Linked DNA regions of Homo sapiens: region 2 is linked to region 1. Evidence: chromatin contacts called from ENCODE Hi-C or POLR2A ChIA-PET data. All regions are on one chromosome and are shown on one strand. Each heading gives the region's core, a stretch centred on a gene start or an enhancer-like site at or near the end of the contact. The rest is flanking DNA. Distances are from core to core; before and after follow the strand shown. Region 1 overlaps STPG1 (sperm tail PG-rich repeat containing 1). Region 2 has its middle 22 kb from the start of RCAN3AS.

What was found. A loop is a pair of places that touch in the nucleus more often than their neighbours do. ChIA-PET counts read pairs that join two places held with the same protein, here RNA polymerase II (POLR2A). Pooled maps may share reads with other maps.
Region 2: a loop to region 1 is called in a pooled map, with 2.7 times the contacts of the local background. The contact joins two enhancer-like sites. A Hi-C loop is called at or near these places in 6 of 50 pooled maps. POLR2A ChIA-PET finds 5 or more read pairs at or near these places in 10 of 52 experiments (CD4-positive, alpha-beta T cell, CD4-positive, alpha-beta memory T cell, CD8-positive, alpha-beta T cell and 6 more).

The regions. Positions count from the first base shown.
Region 1 is chr1:24,390,846-24,397,084 of GRCh38, reverse strand. It overlaps STPG1 (sperm tail PG-rich repeat containing 1), which reads left to right. Exons shown (of 9, transcript NM_001199013.2): 3 at 5,406-5,524. Among named protein-coding and RNA genes, the nearest start is that of STPG1, 20 kb to the left of the region's middle. RefSeq lists an enhancer at 4,778-5,027. Within about 2 kb of position 4,989, at least 32 of the 41 ENCODE cell types and tissues checked have a DNase peak (open chromatin) inside an H3K27ac peak, as active enhancers do; they include CD4-positive, alpha-beta T cell and CD8-positive, alpha-beta T cell, where a contact is called at or near this core.
Region 2 is chr1:24,476,832-24,483,589 of GRCh38, reverse strand. No RefSeq gene overlaps it. Among named protein-coding and RNA genes, the nearest start is that of RCAN3AS, 22 kb to the left of the region's middle. RefSeq lists an enhancer at 2,300-2,409. Within about 2 kb of position 2,314, at least 9 of the 41 ENCODE cell types and tissues checked have a DNase peak (open chromatin) inside an H3K27ac peak, as active enhancers do; they include CD4-positive, alpha-beta T cell and CD8-positive, alpha-beta T cell, where a contact is called at or near this core.

The DNA of each region.
Region 1 (6,239 bases), core at 3,740-6,239:
CCTCTTTATTGCAGGTAATATTTTTTGCTCTGAAATCTACTTTATCTGATAATATCTAACTATCTTTTGATTAGTGTTAGCATAGTAAATCTTTTTCCATTATTTTACTTTTAACTTATTTCTGAGTTTATATTTCAAGTATGTTTCTCCAAGGTAACATATAGTTGGGTCTTTCTTTCTTATCCAATCTGAGAATCTCTGTTTTTTAATTGGGATATTTAGATTATTTACATTTAATGTGATTATTGGTGTATAAGTTTAAGTCTATCATCTTGTGACTTGCTTTCTATTCGTCCCATCTGTTCTTTATTTACCTTTTCTCTGTCTCTTGTATTATTTTTAATGCTTCAATTTTATCTCCTTTGTTAGCCTATTAGGAATAACTCCTTGTAGTATTTTCCTAGTGGTTACCTTAAAGCAACAGTTGGCAAACTTTGCTCCTTGGACCAAATCTGACCCACTGCCTATTTCTATTAATAAAGTTTTATTGGAACACGGCCACCCCAGTTTGTTTATGTATTGTCTGTGGCTGCTTTTACTCCATAATGGCAGCACTGAATAGTTGCCACAGAGAATAAATAGACTGCAAAGACTAAAATATTTACTATCTAGCCAGGCATGGTGGCTCACACTTGCAATCCCAGAACTTTGGGAGGCTGAGGCAGGAGGATTGCTTAAGCCCAGGAGGTCAAGGCTGCAATGAACTATGACTGCACCACTGCACTCCAACCTGGGCAACAGAGCAAGACCCTGTCTCAAAATATAGATCAATAAGATAGATAGATGATAGATAGATAGATAGATAGATAGATAGCTATAGATGGATAGATAGATAGACAGATATGTACTATCTGGCCCTTAGAAAAAGTTCGTTGATCCCTACATACTTTAGAGTTTATAGTATATATCTTTAACTTATCATGGTCTACCATCAAGTGATATTATAACACTTCACATATAGTAGAAGAACCTTAAAACAGTATATTTTTATTTTTCCCTTCCTGGCCTTTATGTTATTGTTGTTAAACATTTTACTTGTACATATGGTATAAACCCTACAAAACAGTTGTTATTTTTGCTTTACATAAATTTTTTTTTTTTTGAGATGGAGCCTTGCTGTGTCGCTCAGGCTGGGGTGCAGTGGCGCAGTCTTGGCTCACTGTAACCTACACCTCCTGGGTTCAAGCAATTCTCCTGATTCAGCCTCCTGAATAGCTGGGATTACAGGCACCTGCCACCATGCCTGGCTAATTTGGTGAGGAGGCCTCCCAAAGTGCTGGATTACAGGCTACCACACCCGGCCAGTAATCATTACTTTTTAAATGTTTAAAATGTTATATTTAAATTATTCAAGGCTGGGTTTGGTGGCTCATGCCTGTAATCCCAGCACTTTGAGAAGCCGGGGCGGGCAGATCATGAGGTCAGGAGATCGAGACCATCCTGGCTAACACGGTGAAACCCCGTCTCTACTAAAAATACAAAAAATTAGCCGGGCGCGGTGGCGGGCGCCTGTAGTCCCAGCTACTCGGGAGGCTGAGGCAGGAGAATGGCGTGAACCCGGGAGGCAGAGCTTGCAGTGAGCCGAGATAGCGCCATTGCACTCCAGCCTGGGCGCAAGAACGAGACTCCGTCTAAAAAAAAAAAAAAAAAAAAAAATTGTTCAATTTATACTCATAATTTTATATTTTCTATTTACCCACATATTTACTATTTCCAGAGCTTCATTCCTTTATGTGATTCAGATTTCCTACTGGTATCATTTTCTTTGGCCTGAAGGGCTTCCCTTAACATTTCTTGTAGCTCCCATTTGCTGATGATTCTTTCAATATTTATATAGTTTTAAAAGTTTTTATTCTGCTTTTGCTTTTGAAGATATTTTTACTGAGTACAGGATTCTAGGGTGACAGGTTTTTTTTTTCCTTTTATTGCCTTAAAGGTGTTGTTTTCAGTATCAATCTGCTGTCATTCTCGTATTTGTTTCTTCATATGTGACATGTCTTTTTTCTCTGCCCAATTTTAACATTTTCTTCTTATCACTTTTTAAGCAATTTGATTATGGTTGGCCTACGGTGTCATTTTCTTCATGTTTCTTGTATTTGATGTTAAGTGACTTTCTTGAATCTGTGAGTCAATAGTTTTTTTAATCAAATTTGGAAAAATTTCAACCATTTTTTCTTGAACTATTTTTTTCTATTTCTTCTCTCCTCATATTTCTTTTTTTGAGAGCCTGATTACATATATATTAGGCTCCTCAAAGTTTCCACACAGCTCACTAATCCTTTTTCTTGTCCTTTTTCTGTTTTATTTTGTATAGTTTTATTTCTAGGTCTTCAAGTTTACTAATCTTTTTTTCCTCTAATGTCTAATTTGCTATTCATCTCATCTAGTGTATTTTTAATCTCAGACATTTAGTTTTCACATCTGGTAGTTCGATTTGGATCTTGTCATTATATCTTCCATATCTACTTAATATGTTCAGTCTTTTCTCTGGCTTCTTGAACATATGAAATACAGTTAGTGCAGCAGTTATAATGTTCTTCTCCACTAATTCTATCATCTGTATCATTTCTGAGTTGGTTTTGATCATTTATTTTCTCCCCACTTTGAAGTATATTTTTCCTTCTTCCTCCTATTAATTTTTTATCAATGCCAGGTATTTTGAATTTTACCTCTTAGGTGCTATTTTTGTAGTCCCATAAATATTCTTGTGCTTTGTTCTGAGATGCAGTTAAATTATTTGGAGACAGTTTGATCTTTTCAGGTCCTGCTTTAAAGCTTTGTTAGCTGGAACCAGAGCAGTATTTAGTCTAGGGGTAATTTTGCCCCATTTCTGAGGCGAAACCCTCCTGCATACTCTATGTTCCATGAATTATGAGGTTTTCCCGCTGTGACTCATGAAAACAGGAGCTATTCCCGGCCCTGTGGAAGCCTCAGGGATTGCTCACTTGAATTCTGCCAGGCGGTTCCTTCTCCAGCCCTGGGTAGTTTTCTCATGCCATGTGTTGGTCAATACCCAGGAACTTACTCAGGGGACCCCGTTGCAGAGCTCCATAGCTCTCCATCTGGGTAGCTCTCTCTTCTCTGGTACTCTGCTCTGTGAACTTAGCTGTCTTGGTCTTTCTGGACTCCCAGATCTATTTCCTCAACTCAGGAAGACCACGGGGCTCCATCTGGATCCCTTCTTCCTGTGCTGTGGTCTTGAGATTTTCTCCTGGCAGAAAGCTGGGGACCATCTTATTGCCAACCTCATTTACTTTGCTTCTCTCAGGGATCCCTGTCCTTTGTTGCCTGATGTCCAGTATCTTGATTGCTTTATATATCTTGCCCATTTTTAACTTTTTTTTTCCAGCTGGGAGGGCAAATCTAGTCCTGTTTTGGTAAGAAATAGGAGTTCAGTCATCCAGAGTGTTTTTCAAAAATTCTACTTTTTAAATTGTTTCATCAAGAGGGCTGCTCTGACACATGCATTTCTGTTATAGCCAGAAGCCTTGGATCTCCTTTCCAGTCAGGCAGAAACCTCTCCTTTCCCCAGGAGAATGTCCTTCCTTTAACCTTTTTTAAATAACTCTCTTTTTACTGCCTCCTCTGCACACTCTCTTAGCTGTTCTATAGGCTTAGGCTTTTAGAAACAAAAGCCAGGAAGTCTTGCAGCTGCTTCTGCCTTTTGATTTGCTGTATAGCTCTCTTAAAGCAAACAAACCAAAAACATAGCCATTCATCTACTTAAATGGGGAGGGGAGGAGAAGAATACATTTACTGTATATTGGTATCCCCAAATATTTTCTACTTAAACACGTATTCAGCTCCTTTTACTTGCTTCATCCTCCACCCAGGCAGATTAGGCTTCAGTGTCCCTCTCCCCATCGTGTTTATTGAGCACTTACTAGAGGCCAGCTCAGGAAGAGGAAGCACAGCTCAGAGCTCAAGAGCCTGGACTCATTAGGCAAATCATGTTCACACCCTACCTGTTCCGCTTAAGTGCTGGGTGATTCGGATGAGTAACTTAATCCCTCTAAGCCTCAGTTTCCTCAACTGTGAAGCTGGTTCATGATTGTACCCCTTGAGGGGTCCCTGTTGTCTTCAGGCTTCCTGCTCTGAAAAGGAGTATTGTTTTTTAAAAAAATTCAGAGATGAAGAAATGAGCCTTACTGATAGTTTCCATACAAACCACCCTCTGTCATGGCTAACACATACTTTCTTCTTTCCTTCTCTTGACTGTTTTTTTTCCCCCATTTCTGCGCGTATTTCCTCTCTGAAGGTTAGGATTCTGATGTTAAAATAATTTGGCTTACTGTTGTGAACAGCCTACAGAGTCAGGATGCACCCCCCCACCCAAAATTTGGTTTGGATGTCAAGACTTACGGTGCCACACACACGCTCATGAAGAGTGTAGGAAAAGGCTTATCACCCACATAGTGAGGCCTTCTGAGGACAGCAGCACAGCCTTCCTAACCTGATCCAATAATGGCTTGAGAGAGCAGGGAAAGGAGCCTGGCTTGGGGGTTTTCTTATGGTTGGAAAGCGAGGCTGGACTGAGGGCAGGGGTCTGCGTGGTTTGAACTTCCAGCTGGTGCCACAGGAGGGAGCTCTGGGCTTTCTCATCCGCTTGCCCAGTGGTAGGGCAGAAGGGAATGAGGGAGTGGTGAAGCTGAAGAGCTATCAGCCATCAAACATCAAAAAACTGGAGTCAGAGTCCATTACACTTACAGGTTAGAGTCTATAATCAACCTGCTATGCAGACAGATGCTGCCAAGTTCTAGCAGTTGTGGAAGTCTCAGCAGGAGGGGAGTTTATACATCAGACATGCATGTATACATCGCAGCCTAGACAAAGGAACTTTTAACTTCAGTTTCTATAGATGATCCCTTTCTGCTTTTTAACCCCATGTCTGCTCAAAACAGAAACGAAAACTTACACCTGTCTTGCACAGTGCCCTGAAAAGTGAGAGCCAGCCCCAGGCTGGGATTTCCCTAACCTCTTTGGATTTTAACGGCCTAATGCTGGTGTCTGAATCTAGGCCAAGGAGCAGTGAGGACGCTTCCTCTGTCCTGACCGCGCCTCGTCCAGGCTGCTCCCAGAATAGTTTTGCTGTCTCCTTCCTGCCTGGCAAGAATGTCTTTACTATCATCTCCTTCCTTTTCTCCGGGACAGCCTGTTTAAGGTACTTTATGTGACCACATCTCACTAATTTAAGAGCTGGAGGGGGGAAGTCCGATAAATTGCCGAGAGGGAAAGAAAGTGGGGAATTTTTTTTTTAATCCGGTTTCGTGTCTGTTTCCTGTCAAAAGGCAAGTTTCTCTTCTCTACCATTTAAAATAAAACTTTAATATACACCTTTGTGTTTTCCACATTTGTCAATCATTGTTTTGTATTCATTTTGATTTTACTCCATTTTTGTTGTTTAGGTTTTACTGCTGCATATCCAACACAATCCTCCATTCCTTTTAAATCTCAAGCTTCAGTAATCCCAGAATCAGAAAAAAAAGGATTCAATAGTCAAGCCAAGAGATTTCCTCATAAGAAGGTAATGACGTTGTCTCAGGGGTTCTTTCGTTTTAGTCTGGATTTTAGCCTTGCGGGACAGGCACGTTCTGTCTGGCTGCTGTGTCTTTCTGTGGACAGTGGAGGGCAGTGTGCTCCCAGGAGCCGCGGCACCAGCTCCACTGAGGGGCACCGACTGGACTAACTGTAAGAACGAGCCTGAAAAATGGGACATCCAGGGAAAAACAACTGTGTCTGGATTTATGGCGCCAAAAATATTGAACTGGACCAAAACTATTTTAAGAAAACAATATATTTTAAAAATCATCATAAAGCTAAAAAATTGCAAAAATTCCCAAGTGTTATCAATTAAGTAAAAGATTAAAAAAAAATCTTCCCCATCCTTGTGAGAGGAAATCACATGACTTCAAATAACACAAGAGGAAAAGAAGAGTCGAATACATCTAGAATTACCTTTGGAGGGCCGGGCACGGTGGCTTATGCCTGTAATCCCAGCACTTTGGGAAGCTGAGGTGGGAGAATTAATTGCTTGAGCCAGGAGTTTCAGATCAGCCCAGGCAACATAGCAAAACCCAATCTCTACAAGAAAAGAAAAGAAAAGAAAAAAGTACAAAAATTAGCTTGGCATAGTGGTGTGTGCCTGTAGACCCAGCTACTCAAGAGGCTGAGGAAGGAGGATCACCTGAACCGAGGAGGTCGAGGCTGCATTGAACCAAGATAGCGCAACTGTACCCTAG
Region 2 (6,758 bases), core at 1,065-3,564, 89 kb before region 1:
TCTCTTTTACTTCAAAGGTTTCCCATGCGGTGCTGAGCTTTTTCTTGATTTACAAGTCTTTGATTTTTCAAAAGGCAGCAGTGTATTGCAGGTGCCCACAGAGCAGCAGAGTCTATTTTCCTTCTTTCTTTGAATCACCGTAACTTATTTTGATGGAAACTGATGCCTACAACTTTTAGGAACGTGCTCTTTCTCTTAGATGAGGCATGTCTTGAGCTGGATTCAGAGCAGCTTTCACACTAAGAACCTACCAGTTTGTTACTTTTAGTCCAAAGAAGTGGGCATCGCCTGAATGTCCTGGAAAGGCCCCCGCTGGACAGATATCCAGGGCCTGCTTCCTGGGCACTGTGGACTGTGCAGGGGCACAGCGCCCCACACTCTAAAGGGCCTCACACTTGGTTTAAATGCCCTGCATTTATCATCTTGAAATCCTTAACAATCTCATCTCTGAATATTTTTCCATCTGTAAGCAAAGTCAGATGGGACAATGCAGCCGTGGGCAGATTGGTACAGTATATGTGTCTGCTGTTGTTTGCTGCCCATTCACATATAGCATTCGCCATGCCCCTGAGCACCGAGTTCTGTTGGATCCATCACGTGTGTGCAAAGCAAGTCCACGGTAAGTGTGTGATGGCCGGGCGCAGTGGCTCACACTTATAATCCCAGCACTTTGGGAGGCCAAGGCGGATAGATCATTTAAGGCCAGGGGTTTGAGACCACCCTGACCAATATGGCAAAATCCCAGCTCTACTAAAAAAAAAATACAAAAAATTAGCCAGGCATGGTAGTACAGGCCTGTCATCCCAGCTACTCGGGAGGCTGAGGCATGAGAATTGCTTGAACTAGGGGAGGCGGAGGTTGCAGTGAGCCGAGATCGCCCCACTGCACTCCAGCCTGGAAGACAGAGAGCGAGACCTTTTTTTTTTTTTTTTTTTTTGAAGACCGAGTCTTGCTTTGTTGCCCAGGCTGGAGTAGTGCAGTGGCGCGATCTCGGCTCATAGCCACCTCCGCCTCCGGGGTTCAAGCGATTCTCCAGCCTCAGGCTACCAAGTAGCTGGGATTACAGGCGTGCGCCATCACGCCTGGCTAATTTTTTTGTATTTTTAGTAGAGACAAGGTTTCACCATATTGGCCAGGGTGGTCTCGAACTCTTGACCTCAGGTGATCTGCCTGCCTCAGCCTCCCAAAGTGTTGGGATTACAGGCGTGAGCCACTGTGCCAGGCCGACCCTGTCTTAAAACAAGGTTAAGTGTGTTATGTTTATGATTCTGTGGGGGGCCAGGATGGGGGTGGGGAAGGGCTGGCCTAATGGGAGGCCATGCTTTCTCTTCCAACCCAAACTTTCTGTAAACACAGAAAGAAGGCTGTGGACAAGGAGCCCTATCATGTCCTCCTTACTAATGCTACCTCCTGTGTCAGCCAACAGCTTACACTGACAATGATGACATAGAGAGACAGGAAAAGGTGGGGCAACCCACAGTGTCTTTTCCTTTCAGTCTTTTTTTTTTTTTTAAAGAATCGGGGTCTTGCTGTCACCCAGGCTGGAGTGCAGTGGTATGATCATAGTTCACTGCAGGCTTGAACTCCTGGGCTCGAGCCATCCTCTCACCTCAGCTTCCTGAGCAGATAGGACCACAGGCATGTGCCACCACTCCTGGCTAATAATGTTTAGTTTCTGTAGAGTCAAATTCCTGGGCTCAAGCGATCCTCCTGCCTCTGCCTCCTGAGTAGCTGGGACTTCTGGCGTTTCCTTTTAGTCCTTCTTGACTCATCAACAAGCTGAAGGCAGAGAGAGGTGGTAGAATGTGTGCAATCAATAAATGAAATAAACACAGTTGAGTGTGTTTCATGCAGGGTTCTCACTGTTCTGGTAAGAACAAAATACGTATGTATGAGCTATGAAACACAAATTCTATACTACAGTGATTACAGATACGAGTTAAGTGCTCTTATATTTGCATTTAAAATGGGTATTGCAGAAAACAAAGATGAATGGGTAAAAAATTCATGCTAATCATTTAAAATTTTAATTTGCCTTTACTGAAAATGACATTAAGTAACACATTTAAAAAGTCAAGAGAGAGACTGTTGTTAAAGAGAGAAAAAAGCTTTTAGAAGTCCCTTGGTGGCACTTTTTCTTGGTTTTTGAACTAAGGGCCCCTCCATTTTCATTTTGCACTGGGTCCTGGGGAAAGGAAAGCCTCCAGGCACAAGATACACTGCCTGCTCTGTCACTGCTAGGGCCACCCCCACAGCTTCCATTTCCCTTTCTTGGTTCTCTCGCTTCCTGCTTCGTCCTGACACTGTGAAGTGTCATTGCTCCCTCAGTTATAACATTCACCACACTTTATGTGGTTTGCTTTAATTTCTGACTGCTCTGCATGGGGGAGGGGCACTCTCTCTCCTTCTCCACTGTATATCCAGTGCTTAGCTCCTAGTAAGTGCTCAGTGACACTTACTTTTCATTTTTTACTATGAAAACTTCACATAGGCTGGGCGCAGTGGCTCATACCTGTAATCCCAGCACTTTGGGAGGCCGAGGTGGGCGGATCACCTGAGGTCAGGAGTTCGAGACCAGCTGGCCAAGATGGTGAAACCCCATCTCTACTAAAAATACAAAAATCAGCCAGGCGTGGTGGCGTATGCCTGTAGGCCCAGCTACTTGGGAGGCTGAGGCAGGAGAATCGTTTGAACCCGGGAGGCAGAGGTTGTGGTGAGCCGAGATCGCACCATTGTACTCCAGCCTGGGTGACAAGAGCGGAGCTCAGTCTCAAAAACCACTTCATGTAGACATAAAATAGAGAAAGTAATTTAATGAACCACTGCCCTGTCTGCATTATCCTGCCATTCTTATATTAACTCAATTATTTTATTTTTTAAATTTTTTGAGACAGGGTCTTGCTCTGTCGCTCAGGCTAGAGTGCAGTGGTGCAATCATGGCTTACTGCAGCCTCCATATCAATGGGCTCAGGTGATCCTCCCACCTCGGCTCCCCAAGTAGCTGGGACTCCAAGTGTGCACCACCATGCCCATCTAATTTTTTGTATTTTTGTAGAGACAGGGTCTCACCGTTTGTAGAGACAGGGCCTCTCATGCACCATGCATTGTGTGCATTGTTTTACCAGGTTGCCCAGGCTGGTCTCAAACTCCCGGTCTCAAGCAATCCTCCCGCCTCGGCCTCTTAAAGTGCTGGGATTGTAGGTGTGAACCACTGTGCCCGGCCTCAGTCATTTTAGTCTCTCTCTTTCAAGCTGTTGAATTTCCTCAAATGTCTTGCGATTCTTGGTGGACAATCCCATTTATAAATAAAGAACTACAGTACTTACTAGAGATTTCCTTTGCAGTTGTGTGCATTTGTTTACCCGAAGGCGTACCATCATCCCCTGAATGTGAGGGGGGATTTTCATCTTGGAGGAAGTGAGCAGGCCTGGTCATCGGCTTCCTCCTCAGGTGCATGAGCATGGAGCTGCTGGCTGCCTTGGGACAAGACATCTGCTGAAGGACATGGGACTCGGCTCCAGCTCTCCATAGGTCTGTCTCCCGACAGAACAGAGCTGGAGGTCCATTCGTTTCCTTGCCTGCTGCTCCAATATCCCTACCATGGGCCGTCCACAGCCAAATCTACCACTCTTTTTTTTTTTTTTCAGACGGAGTCTCAGTCTGTCACCCGGGCTGGAGTGCAATGGCGTGATCTTGGCTCACTGCAACCTCCGCCTCCCAGGTTCAAGCCATTCTCCTGCCTCAGCCTCCCGAGTAGCTGGGATTACAGGTATGTGCTCCCATGCCTGGCTAATTTTTGTATTTTTAGTAGAGATGGGGTTTCACCATGTTGGCGAGGCTGATCTCAAACTCCCGACCTCAGGTGAACCACCCGCCTTGGCCTCCCAAAGTGCTGGGATTACAGGTGTGAGTCACCGCGTCTGGCCATCTTCCGCTGTTTAGAGTAATTCTTAGGGTTCCCTCTGGGGCTGATGTTGTTCTGTGTCCACAGGACCTATAAATAGTCTTCCCTTTAATCCAGATTGCTGCCCATAGCACACTTGTTCTTCTCACTTACTGTCTGAGCTCAGAGCCACTCTGGGGCAGAGAGGAGGTGAATGTGTGTGCCTAGGTTGCCATGTTGAACAGGAACCACTAACAGATATTCTTGGCATGGTTAAATAATTGTTTTCTCTCCCACTTAAGGTCAGGGAGTGTCTCTTTTTCAATCTGTGGTCTCCAGGGCTCATCCAGAGCCTCATGGGTCTGGGTCTCCTTTTTTTTATTTTTTTCCCTGAGACGGAGTCTTGCTTTGTCACCTAGGCTGGAGTGCAGTGGTGCAGTCTCGGCTCACTGCAACCTCTACCTCCCGGGTTCAAGCAATTCTCCTGCCTCAGCCTCCTAGGTAGCTGGGATTACAGGCATACACCACCACGCCCAGCTGATTTTTGTATTTTTAGTAGAGATGGGGTTTCACCATCTTGGCCAGGCTGGTCTCGAACTCCTGACTTCAGGTGATCTGCCCACCTCGGCCTCCCAAAGTGCTGGGATTACAGGCGTGAGCCACTGCACCTGGCCTGGGTCTCCTTTTTATAGGGCCTCTCCTCTAAGCTGAGACACAGCATCAGCTAGTGAGGCTGCCTCCTCAGTGCTTGAGTTTCAGCTCCACAGGGCCCCTCCTCCAGGCACCTGCATTTTAATGATTCCAACCTGTTACCTGTCTTCCCCCAGCCCTAGGGGTGGCAGCTTCTGACAGTGTCCTCTCCACAATACCTTAGCCCTCTTTCACCCTTTCAGTTACCTTGTAAAAAAAAAAATGTATACTTAGTTAACAATTATGTATGTATTTATTGTAGAGACAGGGTCTCACTATGTTGCCCAGGCCGGTCTTGAATTCCTGAGCTCAAGCAATCCTCCCACCTCAGCCTCCCAAAGTGCTAGGATTACAGGCGTGAGCCACTGCATCCAACCCTAGTTAACAATTATTTATGTTAAATTTTCTGTTCCAATAACTGCTGTGGCTTCTGTCTCCTGACTTGACCCTGATGGACATGACTGCCTAAGAAATGATACATACCTGGGCTAGGCAGAGTGGCTCACGCCTGTAATCCCACACTTTGGGAGGCCAAGGCAGGCAGATTGCTGGAGTTCAGGAATTCAAGTCCAACCTGGGCAACATGGCAAATCCTGTCTCTAAATTTTTCTAAAAAAATTAAAAAAAAATTTTAAATTAGCTGGGCCTGGTGGTCCCTCCTGTAATCCCAGCTACACAGGAGGCTGAGGTGGGAGGACCACTTGAGCCCAGGAAGTCGAGGCTGCAGTGAGCCGTGATCACACTATTGCTCTCTAGTGTGGGTGACAGAGTGAGACCCTGTCTCAAAATAAATAAATAAAATAAAATAAAGAAATGATACATGCTGGGCACAGTGGTTCATGCCTATAATCCCAGCACTTCAGGAGGCAGAGGCAGGTGGATCACCTGAGGTTAGGGGTTCAAGACCAGCCTGACCGACATGGTGAAACCCCGTCTCTACTAAAATACAAAAATTAGCTGTGCGTGGTGGTGGGCGCCTGTAATCTCAGCTACTCGGGAGGCTGAGGCAGGAGAATCGCTTGAACCCAGGAAGCAGAGGTTGCCGTAAGTTGAGATCGCACCATTGCACTCCAGCGTGGGCAATAAGAGCGAAACTCCGTCTCAAAAAATAAAAGAAAAGAAAAGAAAAAGAAAAAAGAAAAAGAAATGATACACTACGTATATCAATGAAAGGACAGATGGCCTGGCCCAGGGAGTTTATGAAGACTGACAAGCTAATAGCTGTCATGCTACTCAGAACCCAAGGAAGTTTCATTCTATGCAAAAAATAAATAAAAATAAAGAATTTAAAATAATAGTCTATTGATACATAGAGGACTGAAATTTTTTTTAAAATACAGACTTTGAAATCAGTCATATGTAGGTTTGAATCCAGGCTCTGCCACTTACCCACCAGGTGGCCTTGGACAAATTACTGAACTTCCCTGAACCTCCGTTTCCACATGTGTATCATATAACAGGGGTTGAACAGCTTCCTTGTGGGGCCGTTGTGAGAAGAAAATGCATAAAGTATGTAAAGTGCCTGCCCAGAGTGAAAGCTCAATAAAGGGTAGTGGACCTAGAATGTAGGCGGTGTTAAGAGGATGAGACCAGAGATCATAAGACCTGAGTTAAAGTTCTGAGCCTGCAACTGACTAGCCAGTGACATCCTCTCTGTGGCCCTCCCTCTCCTTACACCTATACCAAGACCAAGCGTGGCTCTACAATGCTGGTCTCATCTTACCGGCTTGCAGCAAAATAGGCAAATAATGACAATGTCTGACATTTTTCATAAAGCTAAATTATTCAGTTTAAAGGATTATTATCTGAGATTTTGTTCTTCTTACTGTTTTGGTGTTAATGTCTTTTTTAAATGAAATGACAGGATAGTAGGGTATTTTTTTTTCCTTCCTATGTTCTGATTTGACAAAATAAGTTTGAAGAAGAGCAAGGAGCTGAGACTTGCCCAAACAGATTGGAAACATATTGGAAAGCCTTGATAATTGGAACAGTGTTACTGGTGAATGTATAGGCAGACCACTGGAACAGAATGGCAAGTCCCAAAACTATAGATATTTAGTGTATTATAGAAGTGGCATCCAATTCTTCAGGGCAAATTGGACTATTCCATAAATGGTATTGGCATAGCTTGGTAGCTATCTCAGCAGAATAAAGTTGGATCCATACCTTGAACTGTGCACCAGAA